Regions from separate parts of the Mus musculus genome. Here region 1 is linked to region 2. A link is a contact called in ENCODE Hi-C or POLR2A ChIA-PET data. All regions are on one chromosome and are shown on one strand. Each heading gives the region's core, a stretch centred on a gene start or an enhancer-like site at or near the end of the contact. The rest is flanking DNA. Distances are from core to core; before and after follow the strand shown. Region 1 has its middle 22 kb from the start of Gm41063. Region 2 has its middle 17 kb from the start of Gm41062.

Evidence for each region. A loop is a pair of places that touch in the nucleus more often than their neighbours do. ChIA-PET counts read pairs that join two places held with the same protein, here RNA polymerase II (POLR2A).
Region 1: a map of heart shows a loop between it and region 2 (2.2-fold over the local background). The contact joins two enhancer-like sites. A Hi-C loop is called at or near these places in 3 of 37 maps with a recorded cell type or tissue (all heart). POLR2A ChIA-PET finds 5 or more read pairs at or near these places in 1 of 5 experiments (Patski).

What each region holds. Positions count from the first base shown.
Region 1 is chr13:112,158,977-112,162,502 of GRCm38, forward strand. No RefSeq gene overlaps it. Among named protein-coding and RNA genes, the nearest start is that of Gm41063, 22 kb to the right of the region's middle. Within about 2 kb of position 1,267, at least 2 of the 3 ENCODE cell types and tissues checked have a DNase peak (open chromatin) inside an H3K27ac peak, as active enhancers do.
Region 2 is chr13:112,082,636-112,086,169 of GRCm38, forward strand. No RefSeq gene overlaps it. Among named protein-coding and RNA genes, the nearest start is that of Gm41062, 17 kb to the right of the region's middle. Within about 2 kb of position 2,155, at least 1 of the 3 ENCODE cell types and tissues checked has a DNase peak (open chromatin) inside an H3K27ac peak, as active enhancers do.

The DNA.
Region 1 (3,526 bases), core at 17-2,516, 75 kb after region 2:
TCACAAAACAAAAACAACAAAAGAAGGAAAGGAAAAAGTCAGAAAATACTCATAATTAGTTCAAAGAAAATGCTTCTTAATTTTTTTATTAGAAAGTGGTATGCTTTTTTCTTTTGAATTTCTCTATAGAATTCATTCCCCTAAGCTTCTAATACCTATACATCCAGGACAAATTTCAAAAGCATTTTAAACAAGAAATTATATGAAAGTGAACAGGTACAAAAATACCTATGGGATTATCTGAAAAAAAAAAACAGTTCAAAAGCTGCATTCTGTTGCACAAGGTGTGCTCGAATATGTGTATGTGTGTGTGTATGTGTGCATGCATGATTGACGTTTAATACATGTATATAGTATGTTTGATCCAGCCCTTCTCCTCCAATTCCTCCTCACCCACTACCATCACTATGTTTCTTTCCAGTTTCACATGCCCACCCTTTCCTCTCTCTCTTTCTCTCTCTCTCTCTCTCTCTCTCTCTCTCTGTCTCTCCCTCTGCCCCCCTCTGTCCCATGAATTCCACTTATGTACAAGAGATGCACAAGGTCAAGTCAGACAAACCCCAGTATGGAGCCAGCAGGGGTGGTGATGCTGTGATGGTGGTGGTGGTGGTCAGGCCGTTCCACCATTATCTGAGGAGCCTCTGGAATGGTGACTGTTTTGAAGTGTCACCAAGTAAGTACACTATGTAGGCAATTCAAGGTTAAAGAGGACCACTGACCGCCCCTGTCCCCTTGAGAGGGTGAGAGGGAACAGTTGCAGAGGAAGAATGTTAAGAATGAGCTCCTATCCTTCTTAACAAACCGAACCATAGATTGCTAAAGTTAGCCAACGGTTTAAAGACCCCCACGGCCTTTGCCTATGACCAGCACTATACACAAAACAGTGAACTTCCTTTCGCCCACACCCTTTCAGCCCTCAGAGCTTCCCGGTGGAGAGGACTGGGGGGGTGAGGTGGGGTGGTAAAGATGGCATCTCTCCAGGTTGAGAGTGACAAGCAAGGTGTGGGGCACTGCTAGTGTGTTCATGCTCTGCTCTGCTAGTCTGTCTGGTCCAGCTCTTCGGCAAAGAGAAGGGCACCAACTGGGACCTTGCAGTCCCTCGACTCAGCACAAAGCTTCTTTAGATTAGTGCCCAAACTAATTTTTATGACATGTCATTCCAGTAAGGGCACTGCTGCCTTTCACAGATGGGCTTCCCCCAGATAGCGACTGTTGGTTGGCTGAGTTGGGATCTGGCTGGATTAGGGAAATTTAAGCTGACAGCTGGTCTTTTTGCATGAGAGCATAAAGCCCCTGTTGTTGGAGGAAGTGATGGGGGCTGGTCAGACCCCATGGCCAAGTAGGAGGGCTTGCTCTTAGCAGTGGCCAACATTTCCCAAGCTAAGATGACTTTTTAAGAAACAAAGATCGTTCAAGTACAGTTTCACTGTACATGGCCAAATGAACTCAGGCCCTGCCAAAGAGGCCAGAGCAGACAAGAAAACAGCCCAGGGGAGCATGGTGTGGGAACACAGGAAGAGCTTAAAGGAGCCCACCCTGAGGTGGAAATCCCAGATGGTCTTCAACAAGGAACTTGGCTTCCCTAGAGCAGTGAGTCACCTCTAAGTCTCCTTGGGAAGGCTGACTCCCCTTATCAGCACAAACTGAGAACAAGGATTTGGAAGGCTTATTGTCTGGAAGAAAGACCTGGATATTTAATAAAAGTGTGTGTGTGTGTGTGTGTGTGTGTGTGTGTGTGTGTGTGTGTGTGTGCCTGTATGTGCGCATGTGCATATGTAAGGCACAAACTGACTGTTTAGTCAATATGCTAAAACCTTAATGTGCCTTAACTCATCCAATTCCACAACACTCTTGGCAAATGACACCATCATTTCCCTGTTTATGGAGAGGGCACTGAGGCTTAGTGAGATCAGCTAACCCGTGAGCCACTCTGAAAGCCTAGCCTGCATGAATATCAGTGTTTTTCAAATTATAGGACATAATCCACTAATTACTGTAAATCCACTTACCAGTCACTGCTAGGCTTAACTAGACTAGAGCAACCAGAGAGTCCCACACAGAGGGTAGATAGGGGCTGCTTTGTTTTGCTTTAAGTTCAGTACTGCACATGTTGTGCACCATGGTTTACAGTGCAAACTGCAGTAGCCTGACATATCTCAAAACTAATTTTCTCTGATTTTAAACTTTGTGTGAAGGAAATTAAGTTGCATGTGTTCTCTGGTATCTGGCTCCTTTTGGTACCAGTGCTAATTTTAGAAAACCAATGTGGTGGTTGGAGTTTATGCTGCACTATGTATGTATGTATGTGTGTGATACACATACCATGTGTCATATGACTTCATACTTCTTAAACAAGTCTCCCATGGATGACTTTGGCCTGTTTTCATTCCTTGAAAAACCACTGTGCACTCTGAGAGCTTTCTAGTATTTGCCTTCTGGCAAACATGCATACGTGCACACATGGGGGTCTACACAGGCATAGAATTGCAGGGTCATTGAGCAAATACGAGTTCACTGTTAGCAGAAATGGTCGCTGATTTTCAAAGTAGTTAAATACTTCAAATACGCTAGTAGTTTAAATGTTTTTTTTTCCTTTCTTTCTATGAAAGATGGGTGAGGAAGTTTAAAATATACTTAGATGAAAACCGCAGGAAGATGCCATCTGCCATGTAGACATCAGAGTTGCTTGTGTACACTAGACACCCTCATCCTCAGCTCTTTCCAGTGCCATCCGCATCAGTGAGCAAGACTGGGTTGATGGTGGGACTGGGTAGAATGGTCATGGCTGACAAGTCTTTAATGGGGTGCGCCTGGTGGGCATGCTGATGGTCCTGCCCTCCATGTCTGAAGTACCCTCCTCTTAACAAACATTATTCATTCCTCCTAACAGTCTTCATTCCCACTTGTCCTTTGTTCCCATTGACTCCTGGGTCCCCCAGTCACTGTCAACTGCCTGTCCTCTGACATCCACCTGGTTGATAAAACACTAAAAACCTAAAGCTATCTCCTTCCAGAGAAGTCTCGGGCAGTAGGACAGTCAACTCACAGCCCCTTAGAAATGACTGACTTTGTCTTGAAGAAAAAGGTAACAATATGCAAGAGAGGCCAGAAGGAGCCTGCAGACACCCAAAACGGGACTGTTTTCAGGAGGGGGAAAAAATAGACAAGCAGAGAAAAATATGTATAATTCACAGTGCCTGTGGGGTGCAGGAGTCCAGATGAGCTCTCTGTACTTTACCTGCAGATGCTCATGAGGCCTCTTGGGTTGTGTACAACAGTCTCTTGTTGGCACAGAACAATCCCATAATGCAAATCAAGCCCTTACTTCCTTATTGACGCTGACTCCCAGAACCAGAACTGTGTAGTAGTTCTAAGTAGCCACACACGCAAAGAATGTCCAGGCAGGTTAGCCTCTCCATATCTCTTGACCCATGGGATGCTGTGGAGCTCGAGAAGGAGGACACACAGGACAAGTGGGTTTGGGGGGTTGTGGCCTTTGATAGATGCTTCAATCCACTCTGTTTCT
Region 2 (3,534 bases), core at 905-3,404:
GTACCAGGAGGGAAGGGAGAGTCATAAGGTGTTTCCCAGGGGAAACCTGGGCTAACACCCACTAATGTGATTCCTTTCTGCCTGTTCCCTTCCACCCTCTACTGACTGGCTTTGTGTCAACTTGACACAAACTAGAGTCATCAGAGAAAAAGGAACCTCAGTTGAAGAAGTGCCTCCATAAAGTCCAGCTGTAAGGTGGTCATTGAGGAGGGCCTAGCCTATTGTAGTTGGTATCATCCCTGGGGTGATGGTCCTGGGTTCTACTAGAAAGCAGACTGTGCAAGCCATGGGGAAGCAAGCCAGTAAGCAGCACCCCTCCGTGGCCTCCGCATCAGTTCCTGCCTCCAGGTTCCTGCCCTGCTGAGTTCCAGTCCTGACTTCCTTTGGTGATGAACAGCAATGTGGAAGTGTAAGCTGAATAAACCCTTTCTTTCCCAACTTGCTTCTTGGCTATGATGTTTCGTTACAGCTATAGACAGCTTAACTAAGACACACCCCGAAGCTCTCTGATCACAGTCCAGGACTGAAGGCCTATTACTTTTCCCACTCTCTTTCTCACCATGTGGCTGAAGAGACCCAGAAAATTCAATGTTGAAGCTTTCAAAAAAAAAACAAAACCAAAAAACCCCACACTCAATAGTGGTGACACACAAAAAACCACTTTTCCTCCCCAATTGCATCTTTTGTGTGTGTGTGGGGGGGGTGGAGAAAACATGGAAAAATCCTTAGAGAATCAAGATATTCAGCCATTTAGAGAAACAGTTGAGCCAGGTGGTGATGGCATGAGCCTTTAGTTCCGGCAGTCAGGAGGCAGAGACAGGCAGATCTCTTGAGTTGGAAGCCAGCCTGGTCTACAGTGTGAGTTCCAGGGCAACCAGGGCTATATGGAGAAATCCTATCTCAAAACAAACAAACAAAAAAAAAAAACCCAAAAAAACAAAAAAAAACAAACCAAACAGAATAGAAAAGAAACGGGCTGGAGACTGTTTAGGAATACAGAGGGAGACAGAAAACCCAGAATGAAGCAGTGTGCACTTTCCTCAAGTTGGCCCGCGCTGGGCCTCGCCTTGGACTTCTGGTTCTGACTTTGAATTTCTGGACCTTACTGGGTGTTTGAGCCCCCCAGATCTCTCAAACAACCTCATGAACGCAGCGGGTGAAGTCTCTTCGTTAGGATTCTTACCTGAGGGAGCTCCAGCCTGTGTTCCCAGAGCTGCATGGTCCTTTTCAAATTGACAAACGGAGGAGATTTTTACTTTAGTTGCCTGAGATTTGTCTTCACAGTCACATCCCTGTCTGCTTCTCTGCTTCCTGTTGGCGTTGTTGTCCTGTAAGGCTCCTTGTGGGGATGAGGGTGGAAGCTTGAGCATGGCCGTTCACCTGGGCCTCGCACGAGGATGAGGGACGACGATGTTGTGCATACGTATTTGCATGGCACTGGTTCAGTAAAAACAGGTATTTCCTCTGACACTTCAAGACGTAGCTGCACTTTGTGATTCTTACTCTCATTTAGAAGTTCTAAATTCTTTGAAACACAAACCTCACAGTAGCTCTTCTTGTGTTTCTGCCTTCCTGCAATCTCATAGTTCTCTATACAATTTCTTCTATTCTGATATTCAAGAGCATCTACATATTGTACCTTTAATACCTGGCTATCTGAGTCTATGCTACAGTGAACACAAATGCACCCTAGGAAACAGGAAGTGGGAGAAACAGATAGCAAATCAGAGGCTAGTGAATGAAGTCCAAAGAAAGGCTTGAGAGAGCTGTTAAATTGCCTTCTTCTCACGAGTCCTACTGTCTATGGCACTCGGACAAAGATGAGGGGTCCTTAAGCTGGAGGAGTCAGAAGAGGAAATTCATTTTTTTTTTTAAATAAAAAAGGCGGAAAGGAAACACTGGTGTGGCTGGTTGAGAAGCTGAGTGATCTGCCAGCTTGGGCTGGAAGTGGGGGGTAAAGATGAGGTGACAGCAGGATGGGGAACAGGAAACCGAATTAAGGAAAACACGTGGTCTTCCAAAGAGGAAACAGCGGTCTGAAAAGAGATGGTAAAACCAGTCCTTCCAGGCTAATGCCTTTTGTATCCCTCCTCCCTACGGGAAGCTCAGCTGGAGGTCCGAGGAAGCTGAAAGAATACCATGGAAGCCCAGGTTACCTGCCAGGAGGAAGGAGGGCTGTGGGGAGAGCCGAAGGGCGGGGGACAGGGTCACGTTTTTCTTGGCATCGGGATACTTTCAAATGAGTTATTTTTTCAGAAGTTCCCAAGGAGGATCCCTTACCAGTTTCCAGCCTCCATTTGGGATTTGAAACCTCCAGGAAGCAAGGACCCTTCCCATGACCTCGCGTCTTCCTCTCTAAATTTAATTTGGACACTGAGGGAGAACTGGCAAGGCAGGGGCTGGAGCTTTGTGCAGTGCCTGCAAGTAGGGTCTCTCCCCAGTACTGGCAGGAACCAGTCCCGCTCTCAATTAAAGGCTGTTCTGGCAAGTGAGGGATATTGTTTGGGGTTTTGGCAAGTTGTTTAAAGATTTGGCTTGCGTGTTCTTTTCTTCTACGAAATAAGAAGTTTGGGCTGAAACAGTTTGGTTCTTAACTTTGAGGGAAGGTGGTCTGAGACCCTTTTAGGGAATATACTGAAGGCACATAAACTGGCTCCCACGGACAGTTTTCAGGGCTTCTGTTCTCTTTAGCACAGGATTTCCAGTGTCATTTTCCTTCTCAAAGAAAGCTTAAATGTCTTTAACTTTGGAACTCGGACTTTGAGGCATGGCAGGTGAGCAGACGTGTGTCCCTTCTATGCTGAAGGGTAGGTCTATAACAGTCCCAACAGTGCTCCCCCTCAGTCCCTGCAGTTAGAATAGCAGTACCACAGGGTGCACGTTCCCAGACAATCTTGGGTTGTCATGCTTTCTTTAAGCTGCAAGTTACTGATACTAAATCTGAATATTTCTACAGTCTTTGTCTTTTTTTTCCCCCAGAATCTATTTAAGTCTGTGAGATGAAAATTGGAAATGCAACTTCATATTCTCACGCTACCTATCTCCTGAGCCGGGCTCACAAGAAACATCCGCTCTGGAGTCGTTGAATTCAGAATTCAACCGGGTCCTACCGAAAGCCAATGAGCTCCAAAGGCTTGGTCAGGGTTCTCCATAGGGTCCCAGGGACAGATGAGCATGGTAGGATCTGTCTAGCCATCTTACTGGGTGTATACCAACCCAGTCTCATTTACAGAAGAGCAAAGAAATACTAGTGTACTCCTAAATGCTTCCAGTGGCAAAAGTCAGGTCAAAAGGCAGGATGTCTGCACTTGGTGTCTATTTATGGACTGTGAAGTTTAAACAGAGACCTCCATTTAGAATTCATCTGCCCATTAAAACTGCTTCCCAAGTTATTATCTGCAAGGAAGTGGACAACACTTGAATCTTTCTCTGTAGTGGGTTTGTGTGTGTGTAGATGTTTTGCACGAGTATAATTCACTGATCAATTTTACCTTGTCAAAACAGAAACTGTCTGTCAAATACAGGATGAGGCTC